Linked DNA regions of Homo sapiens: all the other regions are linked to region 3. A link is a contact called in ENCODE Hi-C or POLR2A ChIA-PET data. All regions are on one chromosome and are shown on one strand. Each heading gives the region's core, a stretch centred on a gene start or an enhancer-like site at or near the end of the contact. The rest is flanking DNA. Distances are from core to core; before and after follow the strand shown.

The links. A loop is a pair of places that touch in the nucleus more often than their neighbours do. ChIA-PET counts read pairs that join two places held with the same protein, here RNA polymerase II (POLR2A). Pooled maps may share reads with other maps.
Region 1: a pooled map shows a loop between it and region 3 (4-fold over the local background). The contact joins the promoter of ERCC2 here to the promoter of NECTIN2 in region 3. A Hi-C loop is called at or near these places in 3 of 50 pooled maps. POLR2A ChIA-PET finds 5 or more read pairs at or near these places in 2 of 52 experiments (AG04450 and H1).
Region 2: a loop to region 3 is called in a pooled map, with 5 times the contacts of the local background. The contact joins the promoter of ERCC1 here to the promoter of NECTIN2 in region 3. A Hi-C loop is called at or near these places in 1 of 50 pooled maps. POLR2A ChIA-PET finds 5 or more read pairs at or near these places in 2 of 52 experiments (Caco-2 and HEK293).
Region 4: a map of chondrocyte shows a loop between it and region 3 (3-fold over the local background). The contact joins the promoter of ZNF225 here to the promoter of NECTIN2 in region 3. A Hi-C loop is called at or near these places in 1 of 168 maps with a recorded cell type or tissue (chondrocyte) and 4 of 50 pooled maps. POLR2A ChIA-PET finds 5 or more read pairs at or near these places in 1 of 52 experiments (Caco-2).

The regions. Positions count from the first base shown.
Region 1 is chr19:45,369,323-45,372,267 of GRCh38, forward strand. It overlaps ERCC2 (ERCC excision repair 2, TFIIH core complex helicase subunit), which reads right to left and starts at 1,251. Exons shown (of 23, transcript NM_000400.4): 1 at 1,214-1,251; 2 at 811-910. The coding sequence starts at 1,218. RefSeq lists enhancers at 5-846, 1,465-1,544.
Region 2 is chr19:45,422,570-45,425,668 of GRCh38, forward strand. It overlaps ERCC1 (ERCC excision repair 1, endonuclease non-catalytic subunit), which reads right to left and starts at 1,348. Exons shown (of 10, transcript NM_001983.4): 1 at 1,212-1,348; 2 at 701-812. The coding sequence starts at 805. RefSeq lists enhancers at 1,334-1,423, 1,484-1,533, 1,782-2,076.
Region 3 is chr19:44,844,844-44,847,691 of GRCh38, forward strand. NECTIN2 (nectin cell adhesion molecule 2) reads left to right here and starts at 1,454. Exons shown (of 9, transcript NM_001042724.2): 1 at 1,454-1,770. The coding sequence starts at 1,683. RefSeq lists silencers at 1-217, 1,085-1,134, 1,215-1,294, 1,425-1,524.
Region 4 is chr19:44,111,888-44,114,658 of GRCh38, forward strand. ZNF225 (zinc finger protein 225) reads left to right here and starts at 1,512. Exons shown (of 5, transcript NM_013362.4): 1 at 1,512-1,682. ZNF225-AS1 (ZNF225 and ZNF224 antisense RNA 1) reads right to left here and starts at 1,296. Exons shown (of 2, transcript NR_033341.1): 1 at 935-1,296. RefSeq lists a silencer at 1,223-1,573 and an enhancer at 1,266-1,965.

The DNA.
Region 1 (2,945 bases), core at 1-2,500, 520 kb after region 3:
GTCTTAGGCAAGTACCTTCACCTCCCCAGACCTCAGTATCCCTATCTCTAAAATGAGCCTAAAGCCAGGCGTGGTGGCTCACACCTGTAATCCCAGCACTTTGGGAGGCTGAGGCAGGTGAACCACCTGAGGTCAGAAGTTCAAGACCAGCTGGGCCAACAAGGTGAAACCCCGTCTCTACTAAAAATACAAAAAATTAGCCAGATGTGGTGGCGCGCACCTGTAATTCAATCTCAAAAATAAATAAATAAAATAAAATGGGCCTAATAATAAAACCTTCCTCATAACATGACTATGAGGATTGTGAGAAATTGCAGGTTAAATATTTGGCACAGTAGCTGATATATAGTGAACTTTTCTCCCTTCTTTTTTAAGAGACAAGTGTCACTATTGCCCAGGCTGGAATGCAGTGGCACAATCATGGCTCACTGCAGCCTCCAACTCCTGGCCTCAAGCGATCCTCCTGCCTCAGCCTCCCGAGTAGGTGGGATTACAGGCGCCCGCCACCACACCTGGCTAATTTTTGTATTTTTAGTACAGACGGGGTTTCACCGTGTTGGCCAGGCTGGTCTCCAACTCCTGACCTCAAGTGATCCGCCCGCCTCGTCCTCCCAAAGCTCTGGGATTACAGGCGCGAGCCACCGCGCCCAGCCTATTCACCATTATTGTTTTAGATAACGGAAGATTATGGGGTCCTGGATTCCCAGGGACCTCGGACTTCTAAAATCCAGACGTCCTGCAATCTGTCTTAGGCCCAGGCGTGGCAGCCCCACCGGTCGAGTGGGCGGGTCGGGCCCACCGGCCACCCACCTTGGCGTCCAGCGTGCGTTTGAGCTCCCGCATGTAGGAGAACTGCTCGGGGTAGATGTAGTCGTACGGGAAGTAGACCAGGAGCCCGTCCACGTTGAGCCTGGCGGCAGGGGCTGCTGGGTCAGTTCCCGTCCCCTCAGCCCCTCTCCCGCCTCCACAGTGCCCGGTCGTCGAGCCCAGAGAAGGGTGACGGGCCCGGCGCCCCCGGTAACCCTCAGGTCCTCAGGAGCCTCGGGGCCCCCTCAGTGTCTCCTCGCTATCACTGCTGCTCCCTGCGGCTGCCCCCGTCCCACCCCTTCACCCTCCCCTCGCCCCCTTGGGGACCCAGGCGCGCCCACCGATGACCCCATCTTCAAGACCCCCCGCGCCCGCTAGCGAGCGCGACCCCCAGCCCCCTTCTCACTTCATGGCGCCGGCCGGACTGTGCAGCGGGGTCGACCCGCCTCCCTCATGAATATTCAGCGAGAGGCCGGGTCGTGGACATCCTCGAGGGCTCGCTCCACCTATATTACGAGACCATTGGCTAACCTGCCCGTCAATCCGCTAGGGCAGAGCCAATCGGGATACTGCGCGTGCGCACGGAAAAGCGAGGGCGGCTGACTCTCGGGTGAGGCGGTGCGGGAGGCGTCACTGAGGATCGTCGAGGGCCAATCAAAAAGAAAACATGGAAGGGAAAGAGCCGAGAGACTCGATCTCATTCACTAGAATTTGGTCCTCCTGCGCCTGCCAAGATTGTCTGAGTATTGATCGAACCCAGGAGTTCGAGATCAGCTTGAGCAAGATAGCGAGAACCCCCGCCCCTCCACCTCGTCTCAAAAAAAAAAAAAAATCGTCTCAGTAGCGAATAGTCTAACGGAGAATGACAGGGAAATTGGTGATCCTTTCTGGGCCCAAGAGTTAGAAATGGCTTTGCAGGCCGGGCGCGGTGGCTCAAGCCTGTAATCCCAGCACTTTGGGAGGCTGAGGCAGGTGGATCACCTGAGGTCGGGAGTTCAAGACCAGCCTGACCAACATGGAGAAAACCTGTCTCTACTAAAGATACAAAATTAGCCGGGCGTGCTGGCAAATGCTTGTAATCCCAGCTACTCGGGAGGCTGAAGCAGGAGAATTGCTTGAACCTGGGAGGCAGAGGTTGCAGTGAGCAGAGATGGCGCCGTCGCACTCTAGCCTGGGCAACAAAAGCGAAACTCCATTTCAAATATTAATAATAATAACTAATAAATAAAACATAAATGCTAGCTTTTGTTTGTTTCTTCAACAAATAGCTATGTGGCATCTACCATGTGTCTGATCCTGTGCTGGCCCCTGGGAACAGAAAGGTGACCATGACAGCCTCAGCACCTGCCCTCAAAGAACAGATTTTTTTCCTTGAGACAGGGTCTTTCTCTGTCGCCAAGGCTGGAGTGCAGTGGCACAGTCACAGCTCACTGCAGCCTCCACCTCTTGGGCTCAAGCGATCCTCCCACCTCAGCTTCCAGAGTAGCTGGGACCACAGGTGTGCACCACCAAGCCCAGCTAAGTTTTATTTTTTAAATTTTTTTAGAGACGAGGTCTCACCACGTTGCCCAGGCTGGTTAAACTCGCAGGTTCAAGTGATCCTCTCCCCTCAGCCTTTCAAATTGTTGGGATTACAGGGGTGAGGCACCAGGCCTGGCCTCAAAGAACAGATATTAAATATACAAATGAATATATGATTACAGCCTGGAGTGGTGGCTCGTGCCTGTGGTTCCAACACTTTGGAAGGCCAAGGCGAGTACATTGCTTGAGCTCAGGAGCTAGAGACCAGCCTGGGCAACATGGTGAAAACCCGTCTCTACAAAAAATGCAAAAATTAGCTGGGCGTGGTGGCGTGCACCTGTAGTCCCAGATACTCAGGAGGCTGAGGTGGGAGAATCACCTGGGCCTGGGAGGCAGAGGTTGCAATGGGCAGTGATTGTGCCACTGCACTCCAGCCTGGGCAACAGGAGTGAAAACCTATCTCAAATGTGTGTGTGTGTGTGTGTGTGTGTGTGTGTGCGCACGTGTATAATCACAAGTACAAAAGTGCTGTGAAGGAAAACTTCAAGTCACCATAAAGATTGATTATGGGCTGGGTGCAGTGGCTCATGCCTGTAATCCCAGCACTTTGGGAGGCC
Region 2 (3,099 bases), core at 98-2,597, 580 kb after region 3:
AGCCTGACCAACATGGTGAAACCCGTCTCTACTAAAAATACAAAAATTAGCCAGGCGCGCTCCTGTAATCCCAGTTACTCGGGAGGCTGAGGCAGGAGAATCGCTTGAACCCAGGAGGCAGAGGTTGCAGTGAGCCGAGATGGTGCCAGTGCACTCCAGCCTGGGCAAAAGAGCGAGACTCTGTCTCAAAAAAATAAATAAATAAATAAATAAATAGAGTAGGAAGGTCCTCTCCCCCATCATGCCCTACATCCTTAGCCCACTTTCCTTTTCTTCATAGCCAATGCTCATCACCCGTCGATTGTTTTCCCTTGGGAAGGAGATTTCAATATTGCCAGGTCCTTCCATTTACCAAAATATGTCTAAAGTGTAGATTTTTTTAAGATTGCAAAACCTGGCGATTCTTAAACACGAGCAATAAATTCATGTCTTGAAAAATCAGGGTGCTGGCCTCGTAAAACACATCAGGGGCTACCTGCTGAATGCCAGTGTCTGGCCTCTGCCTTAGCCCTCTCTTAGAACCACCCATCCATTTCACAGATGGGGAAACTGGGACCTGGGGAGGACCAAGGACTGTTTCCCCAAGTCGTCCGTGGCCCCCAAATCCACTAACCCACACCCTGGTCCCACAGGCCCCATCCTATCCTCTTCGTCCTAACAGCCCCCAGCCTCCCAGGGGCCCCGCATCTCCTTGTCCTACCACTCCAGGAGGGACCTCATCCTCGTCGAGGGGTATCACAAATTTCTTCCTTGCTGGCGGCCCTGAGGGCTGGGGCACCCCCTCTTTGTCCTTCCCAGGGTCCATCTGGAGCCTGAAAGGGAAGGTGCCAGGAGCGAGTGAGCCACTGGCGTCTACGTTCTCATCCCGCAGCAGGAACCCCCCACTCACAGCCGTCCCCCACAAAACTCCGAGAGCTCCATAGCGTCAGGTCCCCAACACCCAGCGCTAGAGGCTCTGTAACGCCACGCCCCTTTGACCTCCACCTTCGGCTCGCCCCGCCCCTTACAGGTCCACAAGTCCCATCGCTCCGCCCCTCGCCCCCACCGGATTCTATTGGCTCCGTCCCCACCATCCCCCGCCTTCCGTTCGTCCGGCCCCCGAGGCTAGCATCTGGACGCCCTCCCCACGCCTGGCCTTGTCCATCTCTCAGACTCGGCAATGATTGGCTTCCGCGGCGCCAATCTCCACCCGCAGTCTCCGCCTCCCGCACCTGTGGTCCGGGCCTCACGGTTTCAGCGCCGCGAGGCCTCACCTGCTGGTCTTGGAGCCTCAAGGGAAAGACTGCAGAGGGATCGAGGCGGCCCACTGCCAGCACGGCCAGCGTGGCCCAGGGCTCGCAGCACTTCCGGCCTCTCTGGCCCCGCTCCCCAGGAGAGTAGAGCATAGAGCAGGGCGATCTCTGTACAACTCTCTATGGTTCTGGAGGACCGCGGAGGTCGTGGGAGGAGAGAGATGTGGCCTGAGGATCTGGCTCCCAAACTGTTAAGTTTCAAAGCCCTTACTGAGCGCTTCTGTGTGCCCAGAATCCTGGCAGGGCTCAGTGGAGAACAGATCGCAGGAGATCCAACTTGGTCCCTCCTCTCAGTAAGGAGAGACTTAAGTTTGAATCCAACTCAGACATTGACTTGGCTTCAGTTTCCTCATTCATTCATTTATTCCACACCTATTCCCCCCACGCGCTTCCTCTCTTCCCGGTCCTGTGCGAGTCCGTGCTGGTGACACAGCAGTGACCAACGACAGCCCCGTGTTGTCCTCCCGGAGCTTACGGTTCAGTAAGGGACACAGACACGTTCCCAGTGCTGACCCAGAATGGGCAGGTCTGGGATGGGAGATCCCGGGAGAGCCGTGGGATGGGGGTCAGGGGGAGCGCCTGACTCAGCCCCGGAGTCCGGAAGGGCTTCCTGGAGGAAGGGACATCTGAGCAGGGGCCTGGCTGATGAGTTAGTATTAGTCACTTCCTGAAAGGATAGTATCACACTGTTCTAACTTGCAGCTCTCTGATTACTAAGGAAATGGAATGTTTTTTGTGAAAGTATTGGTCTTGTAAATTTTGTCTTCTGTGAATTGCTTGCTCATATTCCTTGTCCATTTTTAAAATGGGTTGTATGGCTTTTTTATTACTATTAATTTCTAGGGGTACTTTATGGATTCTGATTCTAATCCTTAGTTACCCATATTGCAAACATTTCCTCCTAGTTTCTACTTTGGGCTTTAACTTTAGTTATTTTTGGCACAGAAGTTATTTGTGTTTATGCGCAACTATTTATCAATCTGTTCCGTTCTGACTTTTGCTTTTGGTGTGTTAAGAGCCCTGCCATAACCCAGGGTCATAATGATAAATTCTTTTTTTTCTTTTTTTTTTTTTTTTCGAGACGGAGTTTCGCTCTTATTACCCAGGCTGGAGTGCAATGGCGCGATCTCAGTTCACTGCACCTCCCCCTCCCGGGTTCAAGCGATTCTCCTGCCTCCTTAGTAGCTGGGATTACAGGCATGTGCCACCATGCCCGGCTAATTTTTTTTTTTTTTTTTTTTTTTTGTATTTTTAGTAGAGACGGGGTTTCACCATGTTGGCCAGGCTGGTCTCAAACTCCTGACCTCAGCTGATCCTGAGGTCACTTTGTGACCTCCCAAAGTGCTGGGATTACAGTGCACGGCTATAATGATATATTCTATCATTTCTTTTATCTACGTAAAAGATAAAAGCCCCGTGTTGTCCTCCCAGAGCTTACAGTTCAGTGAGGGACACAGACACGGTCCCAAACAGTAATGACCTAGAATGAGCAGGTCATCTGGCTTTAATCTATGTAAGATTTATTTATTTATTTATTATTTTTTGAGATGGAGTTTTGCTCTTGTTGCCTAGGCTGGAGTGCAATGGAGCAATCTAGGCTCACTGCAACCTCCGCCACCCACATTCAAGCAGTTCTCCTGCCTCAGCCTCCCAAGTAGCTGGGATTACAGGCTAACTTTTGTATTTTTAGTAGAGACGGAGTTTCACCATGTTGGCCCTGCTGGTCTCGAACTCTTGACCTCAAGTGATCTGCCCACCTCAGCCTCCCAAAGTGCTGGGATTACAAGCATGAGCCACGGTGCCTGGC
Region 3 (2,848 bases), core at 204-2,703:
GACGCGGGGAGTGACCAGGTCCGGAGGCCGGACTGGAGCCCAGCCCCACCCAGCCCGGCCGGGCCAGCGCAGCGCGGGGGCCGGTCTCTGCTGCCCCCTGGCGGGTGGCTGCGGTGAGAAGGCGGCGCGGAGCAGGTGTTGGGAGGGGAGGACCAGGGCGCGCAGGGAGGTAGGGAGGGAAGGAAGCAGAGAACAGAGCAGGGACAGAGAGACAGCGAGAGAGACTCGCACGCAGAGACAAGAGACGCCGAGAGGGAGACACAGAGAAAGAGACAGGGACAGAGAGACACAGATAGAGACAGAGAGAGACACACGGAGAGACAGAGACAGAGAAGCACAGAGATAGAGAGGCACAGAGATAGAGACAGAGAAACACAGAGACAGAGAGGCACACAGAGACAGAGAGGCACAGAGACAGGCCGATAGAGACAGAGATACACAGAAATAGAGACAGAGACAGAGAGGCACACAGATAGAGACAGAGAGACACAGAGACAGAGTCAAAGGATGGAAAGAGACATGGGGACCAAGTGACCCAGAAACAGTGACAGACAGGCCGGGCTTGGTGGCTCACGCCTGTAATCCCAGCATCTTGGGAGGCCGAGCCGGGAGGATCGCTTGAGGCCAGCCTCAGCAACATAGTGAGACCCCGCCGCCCCCCCGCCCCGTCTCTTTTATTGAAATAAAGAAACAGTGACTGACAAAGGAAGACCAGAAACAGAGCGACACCGAAGCATGAGGACGGAAAGACCCAGAGAGGCAGAAATACAGGGACAGAGAGGAAGACCCAAAGAGAGTGAGAGAGACACAAAGACACGTAAGAGAGACAGAGAAATCCAGAAAGAAACGAGTGCAGCGACACCTAGAGTTCGGGGCAGAGATTAGAAACGCACGAGGGTACGAGAAACAGGCTCAGGGCGATGGGCTCGACCTGCGGGGAGGTCGCACAACCGGGACGTGCTGGGGGCAGAACCGTAAAGCCCCACGTGCCTCAGGCAACTGTGATGAGAGGACCCGGGCAGGCAGGAAAGGGCAGGATTCGAACTGTGGGTGGGACAGAGGCCAGGACGGACTGAGCTAAGAGACCGAGAGAACTCCGGCTAGGGCGAGGGGCGGGGCTGGTGGAGGCGGGGCTGGTGGGGGCGGAGTCGGCCGGAAGGGCCGAAAGGGGCGTGGCAAGACCTTGGCGAGGCGGCCGGTAGGCAGGGGGCGGGGCGTGGGAACTACTCGGGAGCAGAGGGGGCGTGGCTAGACCTTAGGGGGCGTGGTTTAACGCCGGGAGCGAAGGAGACAGAATTCTTTGGCAGGGGCGACCTTAGAATCCTGGGGAGGAGCGAGAATGGAATCCCGGGGAGGAACAGGGGTGGAATCCGGGGGGCGGGGTCAGAACGCCAGGAGGGGGCGGGGCCGGAGCCAGGGTCGGCTTGACTCGGGGGAGCAGCGGGTGGATCCTGTGACGTCAGCGGGTTCGAACCGCCGGAGCTGAGCGAGAGGCCGGGGGTGCCGAGCCGGGCGGGGAGAGCTGGGCCGGGAGAGCAGAACAGGGAGGCTAGAGCGCAGCGGGAACCGGCCCGGAGCCGGAGCCGGAGCCCCACAGGCACCTACTAAACCGCCCAGCCGATCGGCCCCCACAGAGTGGCCCGCGGGCCTCCGGCCGGGCCCAGTCCCCTCCCGGGCCCTCCATGGCCCGGGCCGCTGCCCTCCTGCCGTCGAGATCGCCGCCGACGCCGCTGCTGTGGCCGCTGCTGCTGCTGCTGCTCCTGGAAACCGGTGAGACGAGCGGACGGCCCCCTGCCCTCGCGCGGACCCCCTCCAACCTTACCTTCCGAGCTGGGGAAGCCGAGCACCTTCCCCGCCCACCCCCGGCTCCCCGAGCCCCCTCTCGCGTGCCCCCTTCCTGGCTGGCCCCACAGACTCCGACCCCCTACACGTCCGATTCTCTCGAGGAGACTCTGACCCCTCCTTTCTGCATCTCTCTCACCACCACCCCCATCCTTCTTAATCCAATTGCCCATCCTACGCCTGCTTGTCTGTCCCCCTCCCCATTTCTCGGATTCCCGCGCCGAAAGGGTTAAATCCCAGGAAGGCCTGGTGCCCCCTCCCCACCCCGCGCCGAGTAGTTCACCCGGATCTGGGTCTCTGTCTCCTCTACCCCTCTCAGGAATGTGGGGAATGTTCCCCCCACCTACCGCAGTAAGGTCTCGAGGAAGAGGCGAGACCACCTCCCTCCCCTATTTTTCCTTCTTCCCGGCTTGGGCGTCTGAGGCCCGGAGAGAACTGAGGACAAGCGGACCTGATTCGGGTCCCTTGGAGGGCTAAGGATAAGAGTTCTGGCGACTTAGGGGGAAGGGCCTGAGCTCGGAGCTCCAACCCCGAACCTCAGGGAGTTGGGGGTTCTGACTCCGTGGACTCCAGAAAAATTAGGGGCCGGGGGCTCCGTCTTCAGGGTCCCTGGTAGAATGGAGGCTAGGCGCTAAGTCTAACTGGGATCTAGGTAAAACTGGGGGCGAGAGAGGATCAAACTTGTAGCTTCTGGATTTAATTGTGGGCAGGGGGCTTCGTTTTCAGGGTTCCCGGCAGAACCGGGGGACAGGAGACTCGATCTCGTGGGCTTCAGACTTAATTGTAGGCAGAGGAACGTCTTCTGAGATCCAAACAGAAGTGCGAGCAGCGGGCCCCGTCTCTTGGGCTCCAGATATGATCAAGGGTCGAAGGCTCTGTCTTGAGGCTGGAGTCTCAGTCGCCTGAGTCCCAGATAGAACGGGAGGCCCCGAGTCCCAGAGGCTGGGAGACTCCTCCCTTTCCCTATGAATGGTCGGGGGCGACGGAGACGTCGCCGGGGAAGTTT
Region 4 (2,771 bases), core at 262-2,761, 730 kb before region 3:
TTTAAACCCGGGGTTCGTCGTTAAGCGCCAGAAAAATTTAGGACACGGACACACAAAAACTCCTCAGTTTAGGAGCGGAGGTTTAATAGGAAGAAGAGAAAGAGAAACGGGTTCCTCCATAGAGGAAGGGGTCTCCGAGCGGAAAAGGGTCGGCTGGCAGTGAATGTGCTGAGTTTTACAGACCAGTTTGAGGAGGCAGTGTCTGATTTACATAGGGGTCATAGATTGGTTCGATCAGTTATGACGTTTACATAGTGCGTGGGGAAGGCTGGTCGCCCCACCCTAATCTTCTTATGCAAATAGGCTTCCCAGTTGATTGGCCCATCTTGCCAGCTTCTTACTGTGCACGTGGCTGACAAAGAGAAGGGAAGATGGAGCCGCCATCTTTAACATGATTGGCACAACTGCTGGTATCTATGTCTGCGGCAGCTGGATTTTACAGGCTGCTCTTCCTTAGGAAGGGAAATAATTTGGGGCTGCTTTTCATTAAAAAGAAAAGCCTTACCGAGGGCTCCCATACCCTATCTGCCTAAGTGATGGCTTCTTAACTCGTATATATTAACAACACTGTATTCGTACTAGATGCCATTGCCATTGAATTATGTGCCTTAAAATAATTTTGTTTTGTGAATTACACCTCAAAAATATTTTTTAAATAATAAAACGACCACGTTAAAAACGTTTTGCATAGCGAAAAACAAGTCAAAGGAAAAAAGCTTTTTGGTTGAGCAATATTTGATACAATGTTAATATGAGTATGTAAATAATACTTAACGGAGGGGAAAAAACTAAACACTCAATAGAAATGTGGGCAAACTATTTGACCAATTCACAAAGACTATAATAGTGGCAACGGAAAATATGCACGGATGTTCCACTTTATTTACAAAAGAACAAATACAAATTAAAACTACATTTAGAAACCATTTCTTACCATTAGATTAGCAAAACTTAACTCCTCGAAGACTGTGTCTTCTCGCTTGTTCCCTTTCCAATAACACTCCTGTTATCATTGGAGGCGTTTAGACTTCAGAAATTCCTGTCTATTCAGTATTTTCTGTCCTGGACCAGGGAGAGAGAAGGACGACTCTCAGGATAACAGTTCACATTCCCCACTAGGCAGGCGCTCGTGGCTTTGGGATTCGTTCCCAGTGGGCACCTCGGAGTGGCAACGCTTCCCCCTGAAGAATGAGATTTTGAGCGTTTTTCCTTCAGCATTCGGAGGAGTGTAATCCAAATGCTCTGTGGAGTCGTACACACTGGCTCCAGAAGGAGGATACAAGCAATTCTGGGAATGGTAGTCCAGACGCTCAGTGGAGTAGCGGTCAGCTTGGCTCCGGCAGGCGAATCAGGGGATTTCTGGGAAATGTAGTCCAGACGCTCAGTGGAGTCTCGGTCAATTTGACTCCGGCAGGTGGATCCCAGGGAATTCTGGGAAGTGTAGTCCAGACGCTCGGGGTCGTCGCGGTCAGTTTGTCTCAGGAATTCTGGGAAGTGGAGTCCAGACACTCAGTGGAGTAGCGGGCCACTTCCGCTCCGTTACTGTGAGGTTGCTGCAGTTTTGTCCCTGGTAGTTTGGGTCAGTTCCGCGAGACCCTTCTGAATTTCCTGGACCTACGCATTGGATCCTTAACGAACTGGTGATCGAATTAGGGGAAAAGAAACCTCGTCGGAGAGCAGAGGTTTGGCGGAGCGGGGCCGCTGTTTTCGTTCTCGTCAGTGGAGCCTTCTTGGGCTTGGGGCTCTCCTCGCGTCCCCGGGGTGTTTGGGACTTGGTCGGGTCGCGTCTCGCCTGGTTTTAGGGTCTCCGGGGCTCTGAGCTCGCCCACTCGGCCTCCCTGCACCCCACGCGCGTGGCCACTTCCTCGCGATAAAACGCTGGGATGTTACTTAATCTCCTTGGGTCTCCCGTTACAGTTCTTTAAGATGGGGAGTTTAGGACCATCCTAATAGAATCGTTTTGGGAACTGAAAGCGGTAACACAAATGAGAGCCTTAAAGCAGCCCCTGTCACTTGGTGACTGGTGGTCTCTTGTTAATTTCCCACGAAGCCTGTCAGGTCCCCGGGTGGGGTGAAACTCCAGCTGCAGGGGCACCGGCCCTTCTCCCTGATTCCTGCAAGACGCTGGGTGATCCCGGACGCCTTCTGACCTCTCTTTTAGGAAGGCGAGGGTTGCATCCACTTCCAGGAGGGGAGAGGAGCATTTAACTTTTATGGGGCACGGCGACCACGGTCAGAGTGTTTCACAGCCTTCTCCTTACCCAGCCCGACCTTTCCAAAAGAGCTGCAGGGAGGGACTTCTTGGCTTCTGAGGGCAAAGCTCTACGTGAGTGATCCTTGGCTTTTTTCTTTGACAGAGATGCTCACCCCAACCGAGAGTGTATAGGATGTGTCTTCGGGCATGGGTGTTGCTTTCAGTTGTCATGTTTTTCTAGTCTTTAATCTTGAAAGATAGCATAGCTTTCATCGTTTTTTCTTGGTATTTTATCCTTGTTATTTTTGAAGAGTATAGATGAAGTTATTTTGGTCAAAGATGTTCATTTGGAGTTTTTCTGATGTATTTCACGTTTAACTTCAAAATATGCATTTTTTGCTGGAATACCACAGAAGTGGTAAATCTCTCTCTCTCTTTTTTTTTCTTGAGACGGAGTTTCGCTCTTGTCGCCCAGGCTGTAGTGCATGGCACGATCTCAGCTCATTGCAACATCCACCTCCTGGGTTCAAGCTATTCTCCTGCCTCAGCCTCCCAAGTAGCTGGGATTACAGGTGCC